Linked DNA regions of Homo sapiens: regions 1, 2, 3, 4, 5 and 7 are each linked to region 6. Evidence: chromatin contacts called from ENCODE Hi-C or POLR2A ChIA-PET data. All regions are on one chromosome and are shown on one strand. Each heading gives the region's core, a stretch centred on a gene start or an enhancer-like site at or near the end of the contact. The rest is flanking DNA. Distances are from core to core; before and after follow the strand shown. Region 1 holds the start of MRPS26 (mitochondrial ribosomal protein S26). Region 2 holds the start of RAD21L1 (RAD21 cohesin complex component like 1). Region 3 holds the start of PCED1A (PC-esterase domain containing 1A). Region 4 holds the start of OXT (oxytocin/neurophysin I prepropeptide). Region 5 holds the start of EBF4 (EBF family member 4). Region 6 holds the start of STK35 (serine/threonine kinase 35). Region 7 holds the start of PSMF1 (proteasome inhibitor subunit 1).

Region 1 (3,937 bases), core at 1,158-3,657, 940 kb after region 6:
CTCATCCACAGCTCTTCCTTGGTGAGTGGGGAGCCTTCCCTAAGGGCTAGGACACCTGGACCAAGTTTCATCCTGGGCGTATGGTGTGCTGCTCCTCTTCCCCATTCCCAGGTGCCTCCACCCCTGAACCATGCCAGAGAAGTCCCCTTTTCCTCTCCTCTCCCCAACAGCTCTACCATCTATTCTTGTGCTTGTTGCCCCTGGCATGGGAGGGATAAGGGGTAGAAGCACTTGCCCCCATCAATACCACTCATCCATTCCACATCCCCAACTACTATGGAAGAGATACAGCAGGCCACGGAGAAAAGGGCAGAAGGCCTGCAACTCTGGTTCCCTAGCACTGGTGCTCCAAACACGCCTACATTGAGAACTCCCCTGACCATCCATCTATCCTCCCATCCATTGGCCTGAATTCAGGTCTCTGTTCCCCTCCAACTTTCTTCCACTTCTGGAAACTCCTTGAAGGAAAGATGGATGGACCTGGACAAGTGGGAGGGCCCTCAGAGCTGGCAAGGCAGGTAGCCTCTGTGCCCCAGGCTCAGGGAGAAGGCTCGTCCCCTGGAGCATCATCCCCTGCTGGGCCAGGATCCCCCAGGATCTGGACCCCTGTATGCTTGGGATGAGGAGCGGTGGCAGAGAGGGAAGGGCATAAGGAGATACCAAAGCTGCCCCTGAGATGCCAGTTTTCCAAAGTGGCCCTGGAGGAAGTAGGGGGATGTGGGGGTGAGGTAAGTCTCCTTGAATGCTGTACCCTGTCCATTAGAGCAGCCATGGCCAGCTCCAGGCGAGGCCTCCTGCTCCTGCTGCTGCTGACTGCCCACCTTGGACCCTCAGAGGCTCAGCACTGGTCCCATGGCTGGTACCCTGGAGGAAAGCGAGCCCTCAGCTCAGCCCAGGATCCCCAGAATGCCCTTAGGCCCCCAGGTGGGTGTCTCCCAGCCTCATGGGGAGGAAGAAAGTGATGGCCGGGGGCTCCCCCACCCTCCTGGAGCCTGAGGTCGGGGTAGGGAGGACAGCATCAGTTCCCTTCTAAGGAAGGGCCCTGGACACTGCAGCAGGCAGCCCAGTCCAGACTGCCCATGGCCTCCCAAGTGATGCCCTGGCTCCCCTGGACGACAGCATGCCCTGGGAGGGCAGGACCACGGCCCAGTGGTCCCTTCACAGGAAGCGACACCTGGCACGGACACTGCTGGTGAGTAGGGTGAGAGGTCCCCAGCATCAAGACCAGCCACTGGTCATCAGAGGCCATTGTGGCTTAGGGTTGGGTGCTGGGAGGGTGGGGAGAATGAAACACCACTGAGATGCCCCCTGCCACAGCACCCCCAGCCATTTCTCAGTGCCCCTACTGCACACAGCAGGGTGCTGTCTGCTATCCTTCCTATTTCCCAGGAGGATTCTAGACAATTTACAAAGCACTTGGGTTAAAGACCAAAGTCACTAGTAGACTAGAAGGAGATAATTGTTCTATAAGACAGTGGTGGCCATGGGATCCCACAGGCATCCTGACAAGCCAATGACTGTCTTGAGGTGGACAGACCCCAGGCCAGTGGAAAGAGGTGAGGGATGCAACCTCACTCAAACAGACAACAGGGCCAAGAGGACCAGGTGGTGACTGACATGTGCACTAGGAACATCTCAGGGACTGCAGAGCTCCCCAAGACCATAGCAGAAGACAGGCGTGGGGAAATGGTTTGCTACTGTTTTGCAAATCAAACATTTACAGTGCATCAGGAGAGCCCGGTAACTAAAGAAGAAAGTGGTTAGTTCCTATGAGGCAATGTCTTACCGCCTGATTTGTGTGTATGTGCTGAGGTTTCTATGCGTCAGGCTTGTTTAGGGTGGACAAGAGGGCATGCCCAAGGGAGCTGGAGATCCCCACACTAGCTGGATCCTCAGGCTTCTACGGGAGGCGGGGGGCGTCCTGCTGTGGGAGGCCACATGGGGACTGGGGGGGACGAGAGGGGAGAGAACCAGGAAGATGGCAGCTCGGCGGTTACGAGACCAGTGTCCTGAGACATGACCGCCACCTCTCCCTCCGCAGACCGCAGCCCGAGAGCCCCGCCCCGCCCCGCCATCCTCCAATAAAGTGTGAGGTTCTCCGAAGCTGTTGCGTCGAGTTCTGTCCTTCGTCCCCTCCCTGTCTTCCCCGCTGAGACCCTTCCCTGCGTGGGGGCTGGAGGGACGCGGGTCCGGCCCCGCGGGCGGGAGTAACTAAGGGATGGCCCCGGGCCCTGGCGGGAAGGCCGGGCCAGAGCCTGGGGGCGGGATGCGGACGTCCGCAGGGTCGCCGCTTCGGTTCCAGAGGCCACACGGCCGGGCGGGGCGTGAGGGACAGCCCGAGGACTACAGGTCCCAAGGTTCCCCGCGCCGCTTCCGGGGCACGGTGGCGTCCCGGCACCGCGGCCGCAGTGAGGAGACTCGGCCATGCTACGCGCGCTGAGCCGCCTGGGCGCGGGGACCCCGTGCAGGCCCCGGGCCCCTCTGGTGCTGCCAGCGCGCGGCCGCAAGACCCGCCACGACCCGCTGGCCAAATCCAAGATCGAGCGAGTGAACATGCCGCCCGCGGTGGACCCTGCGGAGTTCTTCGTGCTGATGGAGCGTTACCAGCACTACCGCCAGACCGTGCGCGCCCTCAGGTGTGCGGCCGGGGGGAGGTGGCCGCCCGCGCGCGCTGGTGACGGTGGGAGTGGGCGGAGAGGGTGCTGATTCCTGGCGCGTCTGCACCCAGGATGGAGTTCGTGTCCGAGGTGCAGAGGAAGGTGCACGAGGCCCGAGCCGGGGTTCTGGCGGAGCGCAAGGCCCTGAAGGACGCCGCCGAGCACCGCGAGCTGATGGCCTGGAACCAGGCGGAGAACCGGCGGCTGCACGAGCTGCGGTGCGTGGGGCGGGAGGCGGGGCGGGGCGGCGCGGCCTGGCCGGCCTGGGAGAAGCCCGGGCCCCGCTCAGCCTCGGCCCTTTGACCCTCACAGGATAGCGAGGCTGCGGCAGGAGGAGCGGGAGCAGGAGCAGCGGCAGGCGTTGGAGCAGGCCCGCAAGGCCGAAGAGGTGCAGGCCTGGGCGCAGCGCAAGGAGCGGGAAGTGCTGCAGCTGCAGGTGGGCAACGTCTCCGGAGGGTGGGACTCCAGCCGGGGACGCGGCTTGCGGGGCACTGGGAATTCTGGGCACCGCGACGCGGGCGCTGGCTATGTGCAGAGACTTACAGTTGGCAGGTCCGGATTTGGAGAGGAGAGTGCCAGTCAGGCGCAAAGACCCGGAGGTGAGCGGAGTAATTGGACAGTGTTCAGGTACCTAGCAGGTCTGTGGGAGGGACCCTGCGTTCCACAAAGAGGTTGTATTTTGCATAACAGGTGATGAAGCCATGAAGGGTTAAGTATTTCAGGCTAGGATTAGCAGGTGTGCGACTTAAAAGCAGGGAGACCACTTAGGAGTAATGCAGTGAGAATGGATGAGGCTTGATTTAAAGTATAGAAGGGTGGCTGGGAGCGGTGGTTCACGCCTGTAATCCCAGTACTATGGGAGGCCGAAGCGGGCGTATCACTTGAGGTCGGGAGTTCGAGTCCAGCCTGGCCAAGCCCCGTCTCTCCTAAAAATACAAAAATTAGCCGGGCGTGGTGTGCGCCAGTAATCGCAGCTACTCGGGAGGCTGAGGCATGAGAATCGCTTGAACCCAGGAGGCAGAGGTTGCAGTGAGCCGAGATGGCGCCACTGCACTCCATCCTGGGCGACAGTGAGACTCCGTCTCAAAATAAATAAATAAATAAATAAATAAAGTAATGGGGGGAAGGATGAGTTAGAGTGATTCAGAGGGGACCACTGAGGGACGGATTTCACCTACCAGGACGTGAGATTTTCATAGCTGGCACTCGGGGCTATGGCTGAAGTGTCTGAGAAAAGAGGAACGTGGAAAAGCAACCTGATATCACTCCACTGGGAGGCC
Region 2 (3,974 bases), core at 969-3,468, 880 kb before region 6:
ACCCGCTAAGCCCTGTAGGGCTGGACCCTACAGCTGGTAATAGGATTTGATCTATATTTTGAGACAGAGTCTCTCTGTTGCCCAGGCTGGAGTGCAGGGGCGCAAACTTGGCTCACTGCAATCTCTGCCTCCTCGGTTCAAGCGATTTTCCTGCCTCAACCTCCCGAGTAGCTGGGATTACAGGCACCCACCACCACTCCTGGCTAATTTTTGTATTTTCAGTGGAGACGGGGTTTCGCCGTGTTGGCCAGGCTGGTCTGGAACTCCTGGCCTCAGGTGATCCGCCTGCCTTGGCCTCCCAAAGTGCTGGGATTACAGGCGTGAGCCACCACACCTGGCCATGATCTATATTTTTCAAAGACCCCTCTGGCTTCAGTGTAGAGCAGCAGTCTCCAACCTATTTGGCACCAGGGACCAGTTTTGTGGAAGACAATTATTCCACGAGCCGAGTGGGCGGGGGGTCATGAGATTCTCGTGAGGAGCGGGCAACCTAGATCCCTCGCATGTGCAGTTCCCAATAGGTTTCGCGCTCCTGTGAGAATCTAATGCGCGGCTGATGTGACAGGAGGCGAAGCTCAGGCGGTGAGGCTCCCTCGTCCACTGTTCACCTCCTGCTGTGCGGCCCTGTTCCCACCCGGGGTTGGGAACCCCTGGTGTAGAGAATGGGCTTTAGGGAGGTGAGTGACAGGAAGGAGACCGCTCAGGAGGTTGGAGCTTTTCCAGGAGAGAGGTGGCTTAGACTAGGGTGGAGTCGGTGGAGATCTTGAGAAGGGGTAGATGAAAGTCATATTTGAAGGTGGAGTGATGGGCTTGCTGATGGGCTGGCATTGAAGTAGACATGAGGGTGGCACCAAGGGTGTCTCCCAGACATCCTCTTGAATGGTTGCCGTGACATCATTTCCTGAGGTCGGAAATTGGGAGCTAAACTTCAATTTGAATTCAATTTGAATCCTGTCTCTACAATTCCCAACCACGTGACCCTAGACAGGTTGCTATTTTTTCTCCAGCCCTTTCCTTATTCAAAAGGGGAAAACCAGTAACTACTTTTGTGAGATTGTTTGAAGAGTCAATGAGACAACCCATGAAAATGCCCAGCCAGGAGCCTGAACCTTATCAATAACCTTATATTGGATGCCATTGCCGCTCCAAGATTTATTAGTATTTACTATCAAACTCAAGAGAGGAAACCAGCCTTGCATCCTGATGCTCTTGCAGGATTTTTCTCAGGTTCTAGCACTTGGCCTTGACTACTGAGAACTGTGATATTCCAGGCTGGAAAATATTTGCTGTCCCCAAAGGGCAGGTCAATGTGAATAATCTTTTTAATAATAACAATAATAATAATAGCTAATATTTGTAGAGCACTTATTATTGCTTGGCTCTTTTCATGGTTCATTTTATTTATTTCTTACAATATCCTACGGCGCGAGTACTTTTATTATTTTCACTTTACAGATGAGAAAATCTGAGGTTCAAGGGATTAAAGAATTTCTCCAGTGACCTCCAGCTATAAGTGGAAGAGAAGAGACTGGACTGCATCATAGGGATGTTCAGAGATCAGCCAGAAAGATCACCTTTCACAACAGGACTATGGGGCCCAGGCCCCATCCCTGTCATGCCCCTGCTCAGGTGTCTCAGGTCCGAGCGCCAGGACAAAGCCGGAGACTGCGCACTAGGACCGGTGCGCCTTGCTCACTGTCTGACTCTATCCCTCCTGCCCCGTCCACTGTCCCCACCAACGCCCTGCGCCCTCGTCCCTCTCAGTCCCGGTCCTCTCCACTCTAGCGCACTGCCCTACTCTGTCCGTACCCCCAGCCGCCGCCGCCGCCGCCGCGCCCAGTCCCTCGGTCGCTGGCCCGCCCTTCCCCGCCCCCTGCCCCCGGTCCCTCAGCCACTGCCCCGCCCCGCCCGTCCATACCCCTCCACGCCCCTCCCCATGTCCTGCCCGTCCCTCTCCATCCCCTGCACGCCCCGCCCCTCGCCCACTGCCCCGCCCCATCCCCTGTCAGTCCCGTCCATCGCCCACTGCCCCGCCCCGTCTCCTGCACGCCCCGCCCCGTCCCCTGCACGCCCCGCCCTCGCCCACTGCCCCGCCCCGTCCCCTGCACGCCCCGCCCCTCGCCCACTGCTCCGCCCCGTCCCCTGCACGCCCCGCCCTCGCCCACTGCCCCGCCTTCTCCACGCCCCGCCCCTCCCCGCCCCGCGCCTGCCGCGCATTGCAGACGCCCAGCGGCGCCAAGAACCCGGCCAAGCTGACTTGGCGACTCCTCGCAGCCCCTGCTCTGGCACGCCACACCTCAGACGAGGCTTTGAAAGTAGGGCGCAGCCTGAGAGGCCGGCCGGACCCCGAGTGCTGTAGGCGGGCTGGGAGATGGGGGCCGCCGCCACCCACATTCCCACACGCACCCGGCGCCGGCGCCTCACGCCGTGTTAGCTCGCGGCGCCAAGCCCGGAGGGTCCCGCCTGAGGAAGAAAGGTCGTCGCCCGCAGCCCAGCTGGGGCTGGAGGCGCGACCCGGGGTCTCCTCGCCCGCACGCGGAAGAAAATGGGCGCTGTGGCCTCAGTTTCCCTCTGTGAGCACCCGGCCCGGAACTCTGAGGAGTCGTCTGTGGAGGAGCCTTTGGCGTCCCCCTGCCCCTGAGCGTGGCCGTCAGCTCTTCCCAGCCCCTGCACTTTGCTTTCCCCTCCCTCACGCCCGGAAGGGTCTCGCCCTGCCCGGCTCAGCCCTCTCTCCCCACGCCCCTCTCCCAGGGTCCCCGCCCGGTCCCCTTCCGACCCCTTCCTCCCTCCCTTCGCTCCCTCCCCGCCACCGCCGCCACCCTGCCCTTTGCGGGCCGGTTTCCACGGAGTGGCCCCATCCCGGTGGCTTCACGTTGCACGAAGTCAGTTCAATCTGGAGACTGAAAAAGCCTCCGGGACGTGGGGCGGGAGGGTGCGGGGGGAGTTTGTGTGCGTATTTTGTGGGGAGGGGAAAAAGGTTAGGTAATATGTGCTCGGGAAAATCAATGTCTCAGGAATAGCAAATCTCAGGGTTTGGGTTTTTTCTTTGTTTGTTTTCTCTTTTAAGAAGTCCATCACTTAAAAAGTACATTTGATTTTTTTGAGACGGAGTCGCCCTCTGTCGCCCAGGCTGGAGTGCAGTAGGGCGATCGCGGCTCATTGCAGCCTCCGTCTCCCGGGTTCGAGCGATTCTCCTGCCTCAGCCTCCCAAGTAGCTGGGATTACAGACGCCCGCCACCGTGCCTGGCTACTTTTTGTACTTTTAGTAGAGACGGGGTTTCACCATGTTGGCCAGGCTGGTCTCCAGTTCCTGGCATCAAAGTGATCCGCCCGCCTCAGCCTCCCACAGTGCTGGGATTACAGGCGTGAGCCACTGCGCCAGGCCAAAAAGTACATTTTAAAAGTACCTCACACCACTGGGAGCCATTTAAAAAGATAAATAGGAATTTATTCCGAGAGAGCGAAACACACAGACTAAAAAGGAAAGTAGTGGAACCAGCGCAAGGTACAAGCCATATGCATTAAAATCTCCAGCTGCCCCGTAGGGGAACATGGTTTGGCGGATTGCGTCACCTTTAGTTGGGGCATAATGATTGAATTCTTGCGGTACAAATAGACACTGATGGAAGTTTACCTAAGTTTTTAATTCTTTCGCCGACTTTGTGTTCGTCTTGGCTCAGTTTTCTCTTTTATCAGTATCTTAAGTAGAAAAGAAGCAAAAAGAAGCTTCCATAGTGGCAGTGTAAGATTACTTATATGTAAGCAATAATTTGATTCTTCCCTAGAAGTCAACCAAAGTGCTATAACATCCCTTCTCATCTTTAGCTTAGTGATAGAGCCCTATGGTGTTACCAAGAATAGTACAGTTTGTAAAAATGTGCATTAATTCCTTCTCTTTGTTTTAAGTGAAGGTTTTCTTTTATCGTTCTTATTTCAAAACATTTAAATTTGATTCGTGTTTCTTCCCTTGCCTT
Region 3 (3,867 bases), core at 157-2,656, 740 kb after region 6:
GTCCTTGTACACAGCCCTCTGAACTGGGAGGAGACAGAGATCCCAAGGCTGAGGCAGACCTCAGCCTGCCCCAGCTCCTTCCAAGTCCAGGACCCCATTTTCCCAGGGCTGAGGTGCCCGACACCAGCTCTGTGGTTGACTTAGACGCAGGAGAAAAGATGAGGTTAAAAAGTCCTGGCATTGCCTCTGTTCTGTGTGCCTCCTGGCCAGCAGTATACAGTGACCCAAGATCACCTGGCAGAAATTAAGTCGGCCAAGTCACCCAGGAGACACACTACACAATGCAACGCTTTCGTGATGGAAATTATGGGGAGCTGTCAGGGCGAGAAATGCTGAGCAAGGATGGGCTAAAAAGTGCACAGGTTATTACACCTGTCAGGACTCCTGTGGAAGATGTGTGGGACATAAAAAGAGAAAACCTACTGGACGGAACAGACCAGAAGACAGACAAGAGATGTGAGATGGAAACAAATGGTCCAGACACACTGAACGGGCTGCAAGGTGTGGGACTGGAAGCGTCACCCTAGAAGAGGCACTCACTGGAGTCCCCCAAGATGACCACGAACTTGTTGTGTAGCAGCTGCTGGACTTCCGAGGCCTGGAAGTGGACCATGTCGCTTCGCAGCGGGCGGCGCGGCTCCTCGCTCGACAGACAGAAGACCATGCCGCCACCAGCAACGACAGGCTGCAGGGAGAGGCCACTAAGCAGCGCGATGGTGGGGACTCTGGGCAGGTCAGCCTCAGGGCTAGCCCCTCCGGGGCTGCTCAATGCTAAAGGGAGGAGGTGACGGCAGCAGAGCCATGGTGGCGCCAGCCTTGGTCACACTTGGTACCAGAGGCAGGGGGTCGTCCAGCCAGCAGGCCTCCAGGGCACTGGGGAGCTTCCCGCGCGGCGCCGCCCTGCGCCTCGCCACGTGCCCGCCGCCGTCCCGCGCATGCGCGCACCCGCTCGCGCCAATTACCAAGTCCCGGGGCTCCGCGGTGTTCACCCGCGACCCGGGTATGCCTGCGCACCGCGCGCCTGGCCCGCAGCGGGCTCCTAGCCAAGCCTCATGTTCCCGCGCCCCAGTCGGCCAGTCGGTTCTGCAAAGCTCCCGCCCCGCAGAGACCGTGGGTCCAGGTTAGCCGTCGGTGCACAGCCCAGCGCCCAGCGCTCTCCATGCGAGCGTCGCTGTGGCCCCGACGGCGCCTCAGGCCTCGGCGCCTCGGGCTGCGACGCTCACAGCTTCCACTTCCGTTCACCCATGTCCCGCCCTGAGCGACCCCCAGTGCCCGAAGGGAAAGCAAGGCGATGGAGGTGGCCGCCACAGGGCGCAGGAGCCAGGGCTGGGCCCACTTGGCGGGCGCGAAGCCCAGGTACGGGCTGGGGTCTCGGGGCGGCAGCCAAGTGAGGCTGCCCACAGTGGTGATGGCCGCGGCGGCGGCCTCGCCACGTGACCCGGACGGGCGGAAGCGGAAGTGCCGGCCTGGAGCCCGCTCTAGGTGGGTGTCCCCTCGGTGCTTCCCAGCTGCCGTCTGCACCAGCCATGGACTGCTACACGGCGAACTGGAACCCACTCGGGGACTCTGCCTTTTACCGGTGAGCTGCCCCGCCCTCCCGCCCACGGCCTGGCTTACCCTGCTCGCCCGCCGGCTGGAGTCTCCCGGCGGCGTTCGCCCCTGTCACTACTGGCGCTGGGGTCCGCCCCGCGCCGGCTCTCCCCGAGCGTCTGCCACTTAGCGCACAGCCGCCTTTGGGCAGGGAGCCGGGCCTTCCCCTGCTCCAGAAAAGGAAACTGAGGCAAGCACAGTGGTCACCCCGAAGCCCAGGTCTGTTAGCCTCCGGAAAGATGCTCAGATCTCGCTGAGGGAGGCAGCTCGCGGGTGACAGCGAGTGCCCAGTCTCCTGCCGGAAAGTGCTGCTGAAGTCAGACCACAGGGGCGCTCCGAGGGGGGCGGGATCGCACGGCGGGCGGGGTAACAGTGCTGACCAAGGCTGGGAAAAGGGGGCGAGTCGTCCGTGAATCCCGGAACAGCGGAAGTGGGAACCCCTGGGTTAGGGCAGCCCGCCCATGGGAGTTGTAGAGTCCTAAACCACGGATTTTTCTAAAGTGTAAACCCGTTACATCGTTACCCAGATTAGGATTTTCCCATAGCTTCCCTAATAGGAAAAACTACGAACTTCTCGTGGAACGTCTATCTGTAAGGCAGCCCGTTTGTCTCTCCAACCTCATCTACCGCTCTCCTACCCAAATCTTGCGTTCCAGCTGCGCAGAATTACAAGGCCCTAACCAGTCTGCAGTTTCTGTGGATACTGCCATTTCTCTCTTTATCTCACTGAAGAATTTTGCGCATCCTTCAGGACTTAGTAGTTCAAGGGTTCTTTCTGGAACTGTGCCTGATTCTCCCCCAATAGAATCCTGTGGGCCTCACTGGGCCCAGTGCTAGGGTCTTTTAGGTATGGTCTATTTGTATATTTAGGCGACATTTGTATAGGTTTCTTCTGCTAAACCAGGCTCCTTCAGGGCTGAAAGCATTTTTTTTTTTTTTGACAGAGTCTTCCTCTGTTGCCCAGGCTGGAGTGCAGGGGCACTCGGCTCACTGCAACCTCCGCCTCCCGGGTTCAAGGGATTCTCCTGCCTCAGCCTCCCGAGTGGCTGAGACTGCAGGCCCCTGTCACCACGCCCGGCTAATTTTTGTATTTTTTGCTAGAGGTGAGGTTTCACCATGGTGGCCAGGCTGGTCTTGAACTTCTGACCTTAAGCAATCTATCCACCTTGGCCTCCCAAAGTACTGGGATTACAGGCGTGAACCACTGAGCCCGGCCAAAAGCATGTTTCTTGCTTCTCTTTATCACCAGTGCATATTTAGAACAGTGCTTGCTATGTAATAATTGCCCATTAAAGTTTTTTAAAAATATTTTACTGGGCCGAGCTTTGTGGCATGTTCCTATAGTCCCAGGTACTGGAGAGGCTGAGTTAGGAGGATCACTGGAGCCCAGAAGTTTGAGGGTGTAGGGACCGATGTTAGAACCTGTGAATAACCACTGCACTCCAGCCTGGGCAACATAGCATACTCCCTCTGAAAAATTAAAAATATTATTTTAGGCCAGGCGCAGTGGCTCATGCCTGTAATCCCAGCACTTTGGGAGGCCAAGGTGGGTGAATCACCTGAGGCCAGGAGTTTGAGACCAGCCTAACCAACATGGTCAAACCCTGTCTCTACAAAAATTAGCCAGGCATAATGGCAGGTGCTTGTAATCCCAGCTACTTGGGAGGCTGAGGCAGGAGAATCGCTTGAACCTGGGAGGCGGAGGTTGCAGTGAGCCAAGATAGCGTCATTGCATTCTAGTCCAGGCAACAGAGTGAGACTCCGTCTATATATAGATATATCTATCTATATCTATCTATAGATAGATAGATATAGATAGATATATAGATGTATCTATATATATATAGATACATCTAGATGTATCTATATATAGATAGACATATGGATGTATCTATCTATAGATACATATAGATGTATCTATCTATAGATAGACATATAGATGTATCTATCTATAGATAGACATATAGATGTATCTATCTATAGATAGACATATAGATGTATCTATCGATAGATAGATGTATCTATCGATAGATAGATAGATGTATCTATCGATAGATAGATAGATATATGTTATGGATTGCAAGTAAAGATCACAAAGACATTGCATGGGGGTCTTACTTAAATAGAAGACATTTGTTTGTGCTAATGAAACTGTATACCATTCTCACTGACATATTAAAACTTTTAAATGTAATTTTTGGTACCTAATGTGATATACTTCCTAGATGGACAAGTGCCCTGTGGCAGTTTTTAGAGACCTGTTGCATTTGTTGTTTA
Region 4 (3,928 bases), core at 143-2,642, 970 kb after region 6:
CTGAGGCGGGTGGATCACCTGAGGTCAGGAGTTCGAGACCAGCCTGGTCAACATGGTGAAACCCCCGTCTTTACTGAAAATACACAAATTAGCCAGGCGTGGTGGTGCATGTCTGTAATCCAAGCTACTTGGGAGGCTGAGACAGGAGAATCGCTTGAAACCAGGAGGTGGAGGTTGCAGTGAGCCAAGATGGCGCCCGCCATTGCACTCCAGCCTGGGCGACAGAGCGAGACTCCGTCTCAAGAAAAAAATATATATATTTATATTCAGATATCAAAATGTTAAAACACTTTTTTTTTTTTTGAGACAGGGTCTCGCTCTCGCTCTGTCACTCTGGCTGGAGTGCAGTGGTACGATCACAGCTCACTGCAGTCTTGAATTCCCAGGCTTAAGCGGTACTCCTGCCTCAGCCTCCCAAGCAGCTGAGACTACAGGAGCACACCAACACGCCCAGCTAATTTTTGTATTTTTTGTAGAGTTGGGGGTTCTCGCTATGTTGCCTAGGCTGGTCTTGAACTTCTGGTCTCAAGTGATCTGCCCACCTCAGACTCCCAAAGTATTGGGATTGCAGGCGTGAGCCACAGCGCCCAGCCAAAACACATTTTGATGGTGTCATAAACGTGCTTCTTTAACCATTAGATAGCAAGATCTGGTCGTGGCCCAATAACTGTGATAATTTTGAAGATATAATGAATCTAAACAGTATATAGAGGCATTTGTGACAGCTGTGATAGGAAGTTATCTTCTATTTTGATTTGTGACAAAGCCACAGGTATTGCTAATTCTGCTGTGGTTTGTTGCCTAATTTATAGTGAAAGGAAAGGTGGAATATCAGTTACAGATTAGAGACAGATGTGATCTCTTCCTATCCAAGTTTCAGGTGCAGGGAAGTGGGTGTTGCTGTGTGGTGAGGGTGAAGAGGTTTTCTGGAAATTTGGGTTTAGGAAGAGGAAATGTTCCTAAAAGAGGGGACAATGATCCACATGCGTGGTGGGCCAAGAGGGTGGGCGGATCCTGCCAGAGCCTCCTCCCACCTGGAGGGGTCCCAGCGTCCACCTTCCCTGCCCCAGCCCCCCTCCTCGAGGTACTGGGAGGCTGGATAAAGTCTTCGGCTGGGCCACACCCCACCCCAAATTCTCCCTGTCCCACCCTAGTGGCCCAGGCCACCCCGGCCTGCTCCCTTCCGCAAGGCACCTCACCTTCTGTGCCCAGACCATTAGCCAACGCGGTGACCTTGACCCCGGCCCAGGCCCTGCTAATGAAGAGGAAAGCCCGTACGCACTCGGCCTGACCCACGGCGACCCTCTGTGACCAATCATACTACCAACCTCTTAAACAGAGCTCCACCGACGCAATGCCCAGGCATAAAAAGGCCAGGCCGGAGAGACCGCCACCAGTCACGGACCCTGGACCCAGCGCACCCGCACCATGGCCGGCCCCAGCCTCGCTTGCTGTCTGCTCGGCCTCCTGGCGCTGACCTCCGCCTGCTACATCCAGAACTGCCCCCTGGGAGGCAAGAGGGCCGCGCCGGACCTCGACGTGCGCAAGGTGAGTCCCCAGCCCTGGTCCCGCGGCGCTCCGGGGAGGGAGGGACCCGCAGCCACAGGGGCGCGCCCCGCTCCGGCCTCGCCTGAGAACTCCAGGAGCTGAGCGGATTTTGACGCCCCGCCCTTGACCGCGGTCGAGGCCCCCACGGCGCCCCAGCGCGTCTCAGCCCCGCTGTCCCGCCCGAACTCCGAACCCCGGACCCCAGCATCCTTGCCCGGCGCACCCCGGCCGGCCTCGCAGGGTCCTCCGAGCGAGTCCCCAGCGCCGCCCCGGCTCCCGCTCACCCCGCCCGTCCCCGCAGTGCCTCCCCTGCGGCCCCGGGGGCAAAGGCCGCTGCTTCGGGCCCAATATCTGCTGCGCGGAAGAGCTGGGCTGCTTCGTGGGCACCGCCGAAGCGCTGCGCTGCCAGGAGGAGAACTACCTGCCGTCGCCCTGCCAGTCCGGCCAGAAGGCGTGCGGGAGCGGGGGCCGCTGCGCGGTCTTGGGCCTCTGCTGCAGCCCGGGTGAGCGGGGCAAGGCGCTCCGGGGCCAGGGGGAGGCGGGCGGGGGTGCGGCCGGGATTCCCCTGACTCCACCTCTTCCTCCAGACGGCTGCCACGCCGACCCTGCCTGCGACGCGGAAGCCACCTTCTCCCAGCGCTGAAACTTGATGGCTCCGAACACCCTCGAAGCGCGCCACTCGCTTCCCCCATAGCCACCCCAGAAATGGTGAAAATAAAATAAAGCAGGTTTTTCTCCTCTACCTTGACTCGTGTCTAAGTGCCAGAAATGGGACGGGGAGGGGGCATTGTGGGACTGGAAGATCGCGCGCGTTGGACCTGTGGCTTGTTGCGCTCAGAGCTGGCCCAGGAAGACGTGTCCCGGCTACCCGAGGGGACAGAGCGGGTGCTGTTCTGGCTGCCACCACCCTGGAGGGGCTGGAAGAGGGAGGGGCACAAAGGCTCTGAGGACGTGGAAACAGCCCCAGCTTCCCGCTCCCAGCCTGGGCTGAGGCCTACAGCAGGCTGCACCTCAGGGGATCTTTCAAAATTCAAAAAGACGAGGATGAGGGAGCAAATACAGACAAGGGTCTGAGCGGGATGACCACAGGAAGCGGGCAGTGCACACTGAATGGCTTCCTGACCCCTGAAAGGAGGTTTGAGCCACACTTAGAAGTTGAGGGAGCGGAGCGGGCCTGGGGGGAGGGGGCCCTGGGGAGCAGCTGAAGGGCCAACATGTTTCCAAGGAGCTGGCCCCCAGGAGGCCACTGGCACGCTCAGAAGAGGAGCCCAAGCTGCCGGGACTGGGCTTGAATGCCAGCATGACCGTCCCTGGTGTCCCCAGGGCTGGGTCTGACCCAGCAGCTCTACTCCTGCCTGTGCAATAAAACATGTCAGGGCTGGGGACCCCACAAGCGGACAGGGGATCTTGAGAGCCCAGGGCCACAGAAATGACATGAACAAAGAGAAGCTCTTAACCTCTATCTCCTATCGGTGAAGCAAAAGTATCTGAGACAGGTCTCAAACAACTTAATCTTTTTTTTTTTTGAGATCGAGTTTCGCTCTTGTTGCCCAGGCTGGAGTACAATGATGCAATCTCACCTCACTGCAACCTCTGCCTCCCGGGTTCAAGCGATTCACCTGCCTCAGCCTCCTGAGTGGCTGGGACTACAGGCACCCAACACCACATCTTGCTAATTTTTGTATTTTCAGTAGAGATGGGGTTTCACCACGTAGACCAGGCTGGTCTCAAACTCCTGATGTCAGGTGATCCACCCACCTCGGCCTCCCAAAGTGCTGGGATGATAGGTGTGAGCCACCGTGCCCAGTCAACGTTTCAATCAATTTAGAAAGCTGATTAAGGGCCAGGCACAGTGGCTCATGCCTGTAATCCTAGCACTTTGGGAGGCCTAGGCAGTTTGATGACCTGAGGTCAGGAGATCGAGACCAGCCTGGCCAACATGGCGAAACCCCGACTCTACTGAAAATACAAAAATTAGCCGGGGGTGGTGGCAGGTGCCTATAATCCCAGCTACTTGGGAGGCTGAGGCAGAAAAATCATTTGAACCTAGCGGTGGCAGAGGTTGCAGTGAACCGAGATCATGCCACTTCACTCCGTCCTGGGCAAAAGAGCGAAACTCCATCGCAAAAAGAAAGAATGAAAGAAAGCTGATTAAGGACACTCCTCAGGAGGTCCCCTGAGGACATGTGTCCAAGCCTGGTTTTTTGTTTGAGATGGAGTCTCGCTCTCTGGCTCTGTCGCCCAGGCTGGAGTGCAATAGCATAATCTTGGCTCACTGCAACCTCTGCCTCCCGGGTTCAAGCAATTCTCCTGCCTTAGCCTCCTGAGTAGCTAGGATTACAGGTGCACATCACCACGCTCAGCTAATTTTTGTATTTTT
Region 5 (3,678 bases), core at 44-2,543, 590 kb after region 6:
AGGCAGATCAGGAGATGGAGAAAGAGACTGGCTTAAGAATTGTCTTAAGGAGAAACCCATGTTTGATAATCCCACCTAGGGTAAAAGCTGAGACCTGAAGGAGTCCTGGTGGGAATGGCAGCCCCCTGTGGGTGATGGGGAGAGGCATAGAGAGAAGGGGTGGTAAAGAGACCAGGAAAGGAGGTGAGAGGGCCTCTGTGATGGCAGGAGAACCAGCAGTGCCCCCAGGACGCCTCATCTGGGCCAATGTGTGACAGAACGCTAACTCACACTTGGAGGCCCCCCAGAAGAGGATGGGAGTGAGTTGGAGCAGGAAGGTGTTATTGCAGGGGTGTCTGAGCGTGAACATGGCAGGCAGGGCAGGTGGCCCCCATGCTGTTCTGCAGGAAAGTGCTGGACTCAGTCTGGGCTTGCTCGAAGCCTGGCCAGGACAACGTGGGGAGAGGGGCAGAAATGTCTCTGCCCCACGGTCAAGGGCCAGACGACTTCTGTGCCAGGAACTAATAAAAAAAAAGGAATGGGATCTGAGACGGGACGCGGCTGGGGAGAAACAGGAGGTGAGCTGGGCTCTGAGCCTACCTGTCCAACTCGCAATCAGAAATCAGGAGGTTCCTGAAAGGCACAGATGGAAACTGAAAATGCTTTAGGCTTAGGTAACCCAGCATCAGGAATCGGGATGGTTGGATGCAGGGACCTCGCCCAGCTTGTCTGGGGCCGCAGCCTACGGCAGGGACGTTTCAGTCCTTAGCTGGGGTGAAAGTGAGGTCAGGGTCGCCGGGGAAATGCGGGAGTACAGTCACGCGGGAGAAAGACGTCAAGAGCGAAAGCTCGGAGGCGTCAAAATGAGCAGCAAGTCCAGGCACAAGGCGTCGGGCGCGGAGAGTACGGCGGGTGCCGGGGGAGGGAGATGAGGCCGCGAAGACGCCGGGGCTTCGTCCGGCGGCGACGGGGAGGCCGCGGAGGTTCCCGAGCGCAGCGGGGCGCGCACCTCCCGCTCGGGCCGGGCTCCCTCGCCGCGCGGCCCCGGATCCTCCCTGCGCGGGTTTCCGTGGCCCCCGCCGGGCTCTTCCGTTCCCTCCCGCGGCCTCGACCAGGCCGCAGCCCCCAGCCCAGGCGACCGACTCGCCAGGGTCCGCCCCGCCGCCGCGGCCCGGGCCCGGCCGCTCCTCCCCCGATGATGTCACGTCCCCGGCCGCCCCTCGGCCGGCCGCGCCGCCCCGCCCCCGCCTCCCCCGGGCCCCCGTCCCCTGGGCCCGCCCGCTCCCGACATCCCTCCTCCCGCCTGCGCTCCCTCCCTTCGGCTACCGCTCCCCCGGGAGCGGCGGCGGCGGCGGCGGCGGCGGCGGGATGGCCCGGGCCCGAGGCCAGGCCCCGGGGAGCGGCGGGCGGCGGCGGCCGCGGCGGGGCGGCGCGGGAACCGGGCCCCGGGGGGAGTCGGCCGGGCTGCTGCTGCTGCTGCTCCAGGTGCTGCCGCCCGGGGCTACGGCAGGGCCGGGACGCCGGGGCACGCGGGGCGCTGGCGCTGGCGGCGGCGGCGTCTGCTGGCCCGGCGCGGCCCCAGCCTTTCCCCGGGACGCGCGGCTGCTGCTGCTCCTGCCGCCGCTGCCGCCACTGTCGCCGCCGCCGCCGAGCTCCGCGCCCGCAGCCTCCGCCTCCCGGATGGTAATCAGCGCCCCGCGCTGGCGCCGCGGGCGGGCGGGCGGGCGGGAGGTGGGGGCGGCGAGGGGGAAAGGGCGGGCGGCCCCGCGCCCCCGCCTTGCCCGAGGCAGCTCCCGGGGCGCTCGGGCCCCCCCTCCGACGACCGCGGCCCCGGGCAGCCGCCAGAGCGCGCCTCTGGGGCGCCTCCGCGCGGACCGGGTGCGGGCTCCGCTCCCCGCCCTCCCCGCCCCGCTCGCAGTCCGCCCGCCAGCGCTCAGGCCGCGGGGGAATCCCTCCATCTCCCCGCCCAGCGCCCCAGGAGGGGAGGGGACAGCGCCGGCGCCCGCGGACCCGCTTTCTCCGAGGGAGCGCCCAAGAGGCGAGCGCGCACTGAGCCACCCGGACTCGGCGCTGCGCTGCTGGAGGCGCCTGGTGCCGTCGGGTCGGGCTGAGCTAGACGCCCGCAGCCTCAGCGGGACCGGATCCGGGGCGGCGGGGGCGCTCACTCACCGCGCGCCCTCATGTTCCCTGCGCAGGACGCTCTGCCCCGCAGCGGGCTGAACCTGAAGGAGGAGCCGCTGCTGCCCGCCGGCCTGGGCTCAGTGCGCTCCTGGATGCAGGGCGCGGGCATCCTGGACGCCAGCACCGCGGCGCAGAGGTAAGCGCTCGGACCGGACCCGGTGCGCTCGGGTTGGACGGCTGCGCGCCGCCTCAGCTCAGCTTGCTGGAGCTGCTGGAGCCAGGGGCGGAAGGAGCCCTAACTCTGGACGGTCCCGGCGAGCTCCCCGGCCCACCCCGTCCGGAGTGCCTGTGCTGCCTCCTGAGGCTGTGGGGCGGGCTGGGGCGGGGCTTCTGCCTCCACTCCGGGCTGCCCCGGTAGATTTCTGACGGCCGCTCGCGGGTGCGGCGGTGAACGCCACCCCAGCCGGGCTGTCTATGGCTCTGAGAGAAGAGGCAGAGCTCCCAGCCATGACCCACAGCCACCGGCCGTCTAGGAACGTCCAGCCCCTCCTTCCTGGGCAGTCCCAGTGACTCTCCTTGTCCAATTCCGCAGCTCTCTGTCAGGAAAGGCACGAAACCCAGCCCCCTTTTTCCTTTCCCACGCCCCTCAGAGTTGGCGGATGGGGGTGTGCAGAGCCAGAGAAGCGGCTGGGGGCTGGACGGTGGCGAAGAGATGAGGTGGGCAGTCGGCCTGGCTGGACTGATTGGCCTGGGAACTGGGCAGGGCCCCTGCCTTTCCCTCGGGTGTTTTTCTGGTAGGTCCTTTGGAAGGCAGAGAGTCCCTGGGAACCCAGCACCCGCGCCGGTCTCCTCTGACTCCTTTGCAGGGGTCTGGGAGTCTCAGTAGGGGGTTGACTCCAGGATTTGAAAGCGAACTTTAAAAGTTTATTGACCTGCCCCCAAAGCCCCTGCACCCCCTGGCTTTTTGCACCTTCAGCTGTGACCATGGAGGGAGGCATTTAGGTATCCTATGGGGAGTCACAGTGGTTAGGATTAGGGAGGTGCCAGCTCTGCTGACAGCTGGGACAGGGTGGGCACTTGGCTTCCCAGAAGTCTGAGCTGTTGCAGCAGCCCGAAGGGATTCTGAATGGGGGGCTTAATGCAGACCGGGCCTGACACAGGAGCCCACATTCACACTCCGCAGGACGCCTCAACCTCACCGTGTAACAGACACACACCGCGCTTCATGTGCAAACTGAAGCCGTTTCTGCACGCCGGTCCTTTCCTGGCTGTCGGGAGGGAACGCTGGGGGGCTCTGGAGCTGATCTCTTACGGAAGAGAAAGGGTCTTGTGGATGAATTAATTTCCAAAACTTTTACAAGGGATATAGCTATATTCTAGAAAAATTGGAAAATAAAAAATTTAGTCCCTCCTCTGTAATACAACTACTGTCAACATTTTAGTGTATTTCCTTCCTATTTTTCTTCCCATTAACTTGTGTTTTCCTGTGCTATGCTTACAATTCCACCTCCTGCCTATTCTTCTGTTGGTTCTGGCTTTTTTTTTTTTCAACTTGAGAAGGTTAGTTTCTTAACATGG
Region 6 (3,550 bases), core at 847-3,346:
AAAAAATGGAAAGATATTTCATGTTCATGGATAGGAAGAATCAACATTGGTTAAAATGTCCATACTACCCAAAGCAATCTAAAGAGTCAATGCAATCCCTATCAAAATACCAATGACATTCTTCACAGAAATAGAAAAAAGGTTATGGTTAAAAAGACCTTCTGATCACCATTTTGCAACTGTAATAATTGTTTCAAGCAAGAATCACCATGAATTCTGAAACCAGTGGGTAAGAGTCTAAAGAAGAGGATATTTAAATAGTCTCAAAATATCTTCCCACAGAATACTTAATAGTTACAGAAGGAAAAATCGTAACTTTATGGTAGAGTGTAACTACTCCTACACCACCTCAACCAAATGATGGAAGTTAACACCACGAATACTGGGACAAACACAATGCCATGTGCCTCCTGATGAAAGGCCCTGAGGAGGCAACTTTTTTCAGCAGTAGTCCTGCCAAAAAATGCATACCCTCTCAGAATAGCAAGGGATGGGTTGGTGGGGGGTGGGGGAGGAGAGAAAAATGGATACTCTGAAACTAATAAGAAAACACAGATGAATAAAAATTTAGGGACATTCTACAATATAACTCGCCAGTATTCTTCAAAAATGTCAAGGTCATGAAAGACAAAGAAAGGCTGGATAACTAACTGCCCTTCCAGATTAAAAGAAACTAAAGAGGCATGACAACTCAGTGCAACGTCTGATCCTGAATTGGATCCTGGGGAATAGCTATAAAGGACATTATTGGGACCATTAGCAAAATTTAAATATGGATGGAGTGTATTAAATAAAACAATTGTATCATTGTTAAAATTCCTGATTTTTGACCACTGTACTGAGATTATGCCAGATAATGTCTTTTTTTTAAGGAAACACACACATATATTTAGGATAAAGGAGTTTGATGTTGGAAACTCTAAAATGATGTAGTAAAAAAGAATATATACATTATATATGTGTGTGTGTGAATATCTATATACCGTATACTGATTTCCTTTCTTTTGGGGTATATACCATATAGATATCCACACACAATATGTATTTGTGTGTATATATACACATACACGAGAGGATATGGATATGCAGCAAAATATAACAATTTGTTATTCTAGTGGAAAAGTATATGATCTTTACGATTCTTGAAATTTATGTGTAAATTTGAAATTTAATCACAAAAAAGTTAAGAGGTTTTCAGCGACCAAATACATTATAAGAAATGGCCTGTATCCAGTGAGCACTCTTTAGCTCATTCTTTTTCTCCATCACACTTACCACTGGCAAAAATTATCCTGTGCATTTATTTAATAATACTTAACATTGTGTGCAAGGCTGTCCTAAGTGCTTTACCTGTATAACCTCTGTGGATCTTCTTACAGGTAAGGAACAAATACACAAGAAGGTTGACTAACTTGCCCAAGGCCACCCATGTGGTTTGTCTCCTGCAGTGGCACAGAACCTCAACCAAGGCAGAAACTGCCTTGTCTATTGCTCTTTCCCCAGCGACTTGGAATGGTGCCTAGCACATTACGGGTGTTCAATAAACATCTGTAGATTCAGTTAACAAACACTGGGCACCCACTAGGCCTACACTGGAATACAAAATACAGAACAAAATATTCAAAAATCTGTGCCTAAATGGGAGCTTTGGGTACTAACAGCCCCACACCCAATTAGCCTCCATCTAGGTATTTCATTTGGGTCTATCATTCCTGGGAATTAAAGCCCATTCTATCCATTTTGCAGAGGATCATTAGATAAACGGATGCTCAGGGTGGGTCAATGATTTGCACAAGATCACTGGGCTGGTAGAAGGGAAGGTCGGGATTCCAACCCAGTCCCTGAGGTTCCCAGGACAGAGCTATGAATCAAACGACCAAGACAATCACCCAGTCAGTATTTATTAGGCGCCTACTGCGGACGGTTGGTCTTCACGCAGATCAGGCGAGAAGGGATAGTGATGCGCGGGCCGCTGCGGAGACCCGGAGCCCGCCGCGGATCACGGGAATTTCGCGCCTATTTTTTGTTGGCTGGGTGTTCTCGCCAGTGATTGGGTCCCGGCAAGGCGTGCCGGTGCGCTCGGCTGCGGCTGCTCCGTCGACCTTTGCAGGACCGGGCGGTGCAGGGCTCACTCGGCTGGCGTCCCGGGGGATGGGCCACCAGGAGTCTCCGCTGGCCCGGGCGCCGGCGGGAGGTGCAGCTTATGTAAAGAGGTTATGTAAAGGGCTCAGCTGGCGCGAACACGTGGAAAGCCACGGGAGCCTAGGAGCCCAGGCTTCCCCAGCGAGCGCCGCGGCAGCAGAAGGATCCGCTACACGCCGGGCTCGGGCCGCCACCTCCCGCGCTGCTCGGTCCCGGAGGCAGCCCGGGCCCGGAGCGGACCATCCCCAGGCAGGGGCTCCAGGGGGGAAACGGGCCGCCCGGAAGTGGAGGTGCGCGGGCCAGGTAAGGGCGCCGTTGGAGGACTGAAGGCCAGCGCCGAGGCTGGAGTTACTGCCACTGCCTCCGCGCTTGGGAAGGGAAATCGGGTCCTCGGCCAGTCGCACTCCGAGAAGCCGAACTTTTCAGCCAATCCCTTCTACCCGTCGCCCTCGGGGACTTGGGTCGGTCCGCTGGGCTCCGCTAGGGCTTAATTCAATGGACTGTTTACACCCGGGCGAACACAAGGCGGGGCGCGGGGAGGAGCGTCACAGAGGGGGCCAAGCAAAGAAAAATATTTCCGCCGGCCAAATCGCGTCTCTAAGCGGTTTTCAGAAGGCGTGAAGCTTGCTGGCTCTTCTTTTTCCTATCGCTACATGACAAGCTAACAGAGAGAGCGGAGAGTTTGTGCTTTTCTTTCCGGTTCCCCCTCTGAGCTGCTGCCCAGTGGTTCGGTCTTTCCCGCTTTCCCCTCCCCTCCCCCGTTCAATCAGCGGCGGTGGCTTCCGTCTTAAAGGGGCCGCGGCGGCCGGGGGAGGAGGAGGTGGGACGCCCCGCGGCCTACGCTCCTGGCCTCCCCGCCTTGGCCTGGCCGTTTAACCGATTCTTTCGCCCGCAGGTCACAATCCAAGGTCCGGCTCCTCCGCGTCCCAGGGCCGGACGGAGGGATGAGGCAGGGGGGGCCCGGGCAGCGCCGTTGCTGCTCCCCCCGCCGCCCGCAGCCATGGAAACGGGGAAGGACGGCGCCCGCAGAGGTACACAAAGCCCGGAGCGGAAAAGGCGAAGCCCAGTGCCGCGGGCGCCCAGCACGAAGCTGAGGCCGGCGGCGGCGGCCCGGGCCATGGATCCGGTGGCGGCCGAGGCCCCGGGCGAGGCCTTCCTGGCGCGGCGACGGCCTGAGGGCGGTGGCGGGTCCGCGCGGCCGCGTTACAGCCTGTTGGCGGAGATCGGGCGCGGCAGCTACGGCGTGGTTTATGAGGCAGTGGCCGGGCGCAGCGGGGCCCGGGTGGCGGTCAAGAAGATCCGCTGCGACGCCCCCGAGAACGTGGAGCTGGCGCTGGCTGAATTCTGGGCCCTCACCAGCCTCAAGCGGCGCCACCAGAACGTCGTGCAGTTTGAGGAGTGCGTCCTG
Region 7 (3,753 bases), core at 897-3,396, 980 kb before region 6:
AGAATCTGGTTGTCTCAAGGAAACTTTAGGAACACAAAATTTGGAGAGGCACAGGGCCAGCTGACAAAGGGAGTGATGGACTATAAAGAGGTAAGAGTGCCCTGACTGGGTTGGGGCTAGGCCAAGAATTCATTCCTTCATTCAGTATTCATTCTGTCTTTCAATAAGTATAGATTGATCCCAGAAGGCACTCAGGTACATATGTGCACAAGGTAGACATGCTCCCTGTTCCTTTGTCACAGTCTAGTGGAAAGACAGTCATTAAATAAGCAAAGAAATAAACACCTAACATAGTTTCAGGTTATGATTAATGCTTTGCAGGAAAAAAAAAAAGCCAGAGAGGGATTAAAGACGGGAGAAGGTTATTTTGGATGGAATGGTCTGGGAAGCCCTCTGTTGAGGATGGTAGGAGTGAGGGATGAAGCCACTTGAAATGAAGAAGCAAGACATGCAGATATCTGGGAAAAGAGCATTCCAGGAAGAGGAACGCAAAGGCCCAAACAGAACACATGAAACAGGGAAACTGGCTGGGAAGCTACTGCAATAGTCTAAGTGTGAGATGCTGGAGGATCAGACCAGAGTGGAAGCAGTGAAGGTGATGGGAAGTGGTCAGATTCATAATATATTTTGAGAGTGGAGTCAACTAGCTTTGCTGTTGGACCAGATGTAGATGTGAGAGAAGAGGGGGAGCCAAGGTTATTGCACGTATAAAGGGGATGAGAGGACAGTTGAAGGAGACTGAATCAGAGAGGTACAGGGCTGGCAGGGCTGGGGCAGGAGATGGCAGACCACATGCAGATTCCTGCAGACCATGGGGAGGACTTTACTTTTCCATTGAGTGTGACGATTTTGAGCCAACGGATGTGATCTGACTTTTCTTTTTTTTTTTTTTTCTTTTTTGAGACAGAAGATCGCTCTGTTGCCCAGGCTGAAGTGCAATGGTGCGATCTTGGCTCACTGCAACCTCCACCTCCACCTCCCGGGTTCGATTGATTCTCATGCCTCAGCCTCCCGAGTACCTGGGACTAAAGGCGTGCGCCACCACACCCAGCTAATTTTTGTATTTTTAGTAGAGACAGGGTTTCACCATGTTGGCCAGGCTGGTCTCAAACTCCTGACCTCAAGTGATCCGCCTGCCTCGGCCTCACAAAGTGCTGGGATTACAGGCATGAGCCGCCACACCTGGCCGATCTGACTTGTTTTCTAACAGAATCTCTCTGGTTGCGGAGTGCAGTACAGACTAGAGAGAGACAGGAATGGAATGGGGCAGTTCTGAGGCTGATGCCAGGCATCCAAGTGAAAGATGACAGGAGCTTGAACCAGGTTAGTGACTGGGATGGGGAAACTAAATTTATTTGGGTAAAAACAATAAGTGGATTTCATGAAACTTGTTGAAGTAACGGGTGGTAAAAATCATAAAGGGGGTAGGCAAATAAATGATTGAAATTTGATAGTGGGTCAGGAGCTTCAGCTCTGCGGGCAGCAGTTGTGTCTCCTTGGAGAAGTGGTTTCAACTCTGAGCCGTTTTGTCATCTGCAAAATGGGGATAATAACGGTCCATACTTCATAGAGTTGTTGAGAGGGTGATGTAAAGGTTTTAGCGCACGATGTAGCACACAATAAACACTTAATAAATGTTATCTTAGAAGCCAGACTGCCAGGTTCCCATAACCATTTCAGCCGTTCACCGGCTGGCTGTTGTCATCTTGGTCAAATTATCCCTCTGCGCCTCAGTTTCCTCATCTGTGCAATGAGGCACATTAATCGTTAATATCAACTGCATAGAGTTGGGTTGTGAAGATTAAATAAATGAATACAAGTAAAGCGTTTAGAATAATGTGGACGGTAGCAAGCACGGCGAACGTGTTAACGATTATTAAGAATGTATTTTAGCCACATTTCCCAGCCCCTTCCCCGGCCTAGCATACCCCATTTTGTGGATGGGAAGTCTGCCTCTCAGCAAGGTGGCCTCTTGGAGGACGCTGTGCCCGCGTCAGGCGATCCTGTCGACTGCCGCCAAGACCCGGCTTCCGGCTTTGAGGGGCCACGCCCCGCTCGCACTCCCTGGCGGAACCTTTCAGTGCTGCGCTCGCGTTGCCAACCCGGCGCGCCTCACGCAGTTGCGCCCGCTGTTGGGACTACTTCCGGCTTCCCCGCCCCGCCCCGTCCCCGGGCGTCTCCATTTTGGTCTCAGGTGTGGACTCGGCAAGAACCAGCGCAAGAGGGAAGCAGAGTTATAGCTACCCCGGCCGCGGAGCCGGCTCACTGCACTACCCCCGCCCCCTTCTTTCCTCCAGACGCCGAAGTCGCGGGCGCTCATGGCGGGCCTGGAGGTACTGTTCGCATCGGCAGCGCCGGCCATCACCTGCAGGCAGGACGCGCTCGTCTGCTTCTTGCATTGGGAAGTGGTGACACACGGTTACTTCGGCTTGGGTGTCGGTGACCAGGTACGCCACGGAGCCGGCCAGGGTGGAGGAGGGAACTGTCTTCTGCCCAAACTCAGAGTACCGGAGGCCTGGTCCAGAGCGCCCGATTTCCCCGCTTCTCCCAGTGCAGGGTCTGGGGCAGATGGCAGCGTTGGTAAAACCTGCGGGTCGGAGGTTGCTCACCTGCCCCATCCCAGCCCAGAGTCCCTCACGGCACAGCTGGCACAACATGATTTGTAAACTCAAGGGCGGACACTCGCTTCAACACAGCCTGGCAGCCTCTCAGGCCAGGACTGTGTGGATCTAGCATTCCATAGAATGGCAAAGAATCTAGACAGGAGTTTAGCTCCCCAGAGCACTTCTCACCCACCTGATCCCGTCTGAACTCCTTACCACCCAGCCTCGGGGTGAGGGGACTGACTCAGTTCCGCCCTCATACCACAGTAGAGCCTCCACCAAACATCTGGATCCAAGCACAGGTACAGGAGTGAGCTTTGACCTACTCAGCCCCAGGCCAGGGCCCTTTTTTCACCCGTTAGCATGGGCCCAGAGAGTTCACACGCCTTTCACCCTTTACTGAAGGGCCCAGCATAGTCCACTCGCTACTGCCATCCCCAACTCAAGCTCTAGGAAGCAATCACCCCCAGAGTCGTACACACATACACCCTGGGTGTGAGGGTCATATAAGATTTTCTCCTCATAGTTGTCCCCATAGGGCCAGCCCCTCTTCTCCCATCCCCAGGCTCCACCTCTTACAGCTAGGGACGTCGTTGTCATCCCCACAGAGTTCTAGGACTGCTGGACCCAACCCACCTCACTAATTCTTTGCTCTGGCATTCTTCTTTCTTTCCTGTCTCTTCCCTGTGACCCTCATCCCCAACATCCACATCATCCTAGACATCTGCTTCCTGGGAGAAGTGGGCCTGCCTCCATGCCTGCCCCTCACTGTCACTGTTCTCTCACTCTCAGAACCAAGACTAGCCATGGGAAACAGACCACCCCACCTATTGCATCTTGCCATGAGATTTCACCCTTCCTCTCCTTTTTGACTGCTTCAGTTCTCAACTCCTCTAATCATTTTTTTTAGCTTCTCAAATAGAGTCTTAATTCTCCCCTCCTGACATAGCTTTAGGGACCTCTCTTCAAACTTGCTTTGTACATTCTGAGCACTTAGACAAGTATCCCCTTTCCCCCACCCCTCACTGCTGTCCCTATTCCTCTCTGTCTCTTAGAACTAAAGACCAAGACCACCATACCCCTCTCACACTTTACCCCCTCCAGCAGGAATCAGAACACAAGAACCGTCAGGGATTTCTGGCTCTTTTTT

What was found. A loop is a pair of places that touch in the nucleus more often than their neighbours do. ChIA-PET counts read pairs that join two places held with the same protein, here RNA polymerase II (POLR2A). Pooled maps may share reads with other maps.
Region 1: a loop to region 6 is called in a pooled map, with 8 times the contacts of the local background. The contact joins the promoter of MRPS26 here to the promoter of STK35 in region 6. A Hi-C loop is called at or near these places in 2 of 37 single-sample maps with no recorded cell type and 11 of 50 pooled maps.
Region 2: a map of CD4-positive, alpha-beta T cell shows a loop between it and region 6 (5-fold over the local background). The contact joins the promoter of RAD21L1 here to the promoter of STK35 in region 6. A Hi-C loop is called at or near these places in 2 of 168 maps with a recorded cell type or tissue (CD4-positive, alpha-beta T cell and naive thymus-derived CD4-positive, alpha-beta T cell), 1 of 37 single-sample maps with no recorded cell type and 8 of 50 pooled maps.
Region 3: a pooled map shows a loop between it and region 6 (26-fold over the local background). The contact joins the promoter of PCED1A here to the promoter of STK35 in region 6. A Hi-C loop is called at or near these places in 1 of 168 maps with a recorded cell type or tissue (CD8-positive, alpha-beta T cell), 1 of 37 single-sample maps with no recorded cell type and 9 of 50 pooled maps.
Region 4: a loop to region 6 is called in a pooled map, with 2.4 times the contacts of the local background. The contact joins the promoter of OXT here to the promoter of STK35 in region 6. A Hi-C loop is called at or near these places in 1 of 50 pooled maps. POLR2A ChIA-PET finds 5 or more read pairs at or near these places in 2 of 52 experiments (AG04450 and activated B cell).
Region 5: a pooled map shows a loop between it and region 6 (2.9-fold over the local background). The contact joins the promoter of EBF4 here to the promoter of STK35 in region 6. A Hi-C loop is called at or near these places in 2 of 50 pooled maps. POLR2A ChIA-PET finds 5 or more read pairs at or near these places in 2 of 52 experiments (T-cell and activated T-cell).
Region 7: a loop to region 6 is called in a map of CD8-positive, alpha-beta T cell, with 22 times the contacts of the local background. The contact joins the promoter of PSMF1 here to the promoter of STK35 in region 6. A Hi-C loop is called at or near these places in 5 of 168 maps with a recorded cell type or tissue (CD4-positive, alpha-beta T cell, CD8-positive, alpha-beta T cell, body of pancreas and 1 more), 8 of 37 single-sample maps with no recorded cell type and 19 of 50 pooled maps. POLR2A ChIA-PET finds 5 or more read pairs at or near these places in 1 of 52 experiments (AG04450).

What each region holds. Positions count from the first base shown.
Region 1 is chr20:3,043,645-3,047,581 of GRCh38, forward strand. MRPS26 (mitochondrial ribosomal protein S26) reads left to right here and starts at 2,408. Exons shown (of 4, transcript NM_030811.4): 1 at 2,408-2,636; 2 at 2,729-2,875; 3 at 2,970-3,093. The coding sequence starts at 2,425. It overlaps GNRH2 (gonadotropin releasing hormone 2), which reads left to right. Exons shown (of 4, transcript NM_178331.2): 1 at 1-21; 2 at 764-924; 3 at 1,056-1,192; 4 at 2,042-2,103. The coding sequence starts at 771. The coding sequence ends at 2,092. RefSeq lists enhancers at 1,890-1,949, 3,290-3,349 and a silencer at 2,050-2,919.
Region 2 is chr20:1,223,826-1,227,799 of GRCh38, forward strand. It overlaps RAD21L1 (RAD21 cohesin complex component like 1), which reads left to right and starts at 2,219. Exons shown (of 14, transcript NM_001384355.1): 1 at 2,219-2,315. RefSeq lists a silencer at 2,431-2,480.
Region 3 is chr20:2,839,249-2,843,115 of GRCh38, forward strand. PCED1A (PC-esterase domain containing 1A) reads right to left here and starts at 1,407. Exons shown (of 8, transcript NM_022760.6): 1 at 963-1,407; 2 at 541-685; 3 at 1-23. The coding sequence starts at 664. VPS16 (VPS16 core subunit of CORVET and HOPS complexes) reads left to right here and starts at 1,497. Exons shown (of 24, transcript NM_022575.4): 1 at 1,497-1,579. The coding sequence starts at 1,527. RefSeq lists enhancers at 709-1,240, 1,774-2,305.
Region 4 is chr20:3,070,228-3,074,155 of GRCh38, forward strand. It overlaps OXT (oxytocin/neurophysin I prepropeptide), which reads left to right and starts at 1,393. Exons shown (of 3, transcript NM_000915.4): 1 at 1,393-1,548; 2 at 1,850-2,051; 3 at 2,136-2,290. The coding sequence starts at 1,429. The coding sequence ends at 2,191. LOC101929098 (a long non-coding RNA gene) reads right to left here and starts at 2,072. Exons shown (of 2, transcript XR_430278.4): 1 at 1,970-2,072. RefSeq lists a silencer at 2,059-2,168 and an enhancer at 2,644-3,179.
Region 5 is chr20:2,691,487-2,695,164 of GRCh38, forward strand. EBF4 (EBF family member 4) reads left to right here and starts at 1,294. Exons shown (of 17, transcript NM_001395167.1): 1 at 1,294-2,296. The coding sequence starts at 2,160. LOC105372507 (a long non-coding RNA gene) reads right to left here and starts at 1,134. Exons shown (of 3, transcript XR_937210.3): 1 at 580-1,134. RefSeq lists an enhancer at 2,465-3,449.
Region 6 is chr20:2,099,731-2,103,280 of GRCh38, forward strand. It overlaps STK35 (serine/threonine kinase 35), which reads left to right and starts at 2,097. Exons shown (of 4, transcript NM_080836.4): 1 at 2,097-2,445; 2 at 3,038-3,550. The coding sequence starts at 2,152. RefSeq lists silencers at 1,983-2,172, 2,273-2,562, 2,573-2,622, 2,913-3,442, 3,463-3,512 and an enhancer at 2,858-3,550.
Region 7 is chr20:1,116,456-1,120,208 of GRCh38, forward strand. PSMF1 (proteasome inhibitor subunit 1) reads left to right here and starts at 2,147. Exons shown (of 7, transcript NM_006814.5): 1 at 2,147-2,447. The coding sequence starts at 2,319. LOC105372493 (a long non-coding RNA gene) reads right to left here and starts at 1,993. Exons shown (of 2, transcript NR_136535.1): 1 at 1,929-1,993; 2 at 1,397-1,533. RefSeq lists enhancers at 1,898-2,540, 1,940-1,989, 2,000-2,049, 2,060-2,249, 2,290-2,419.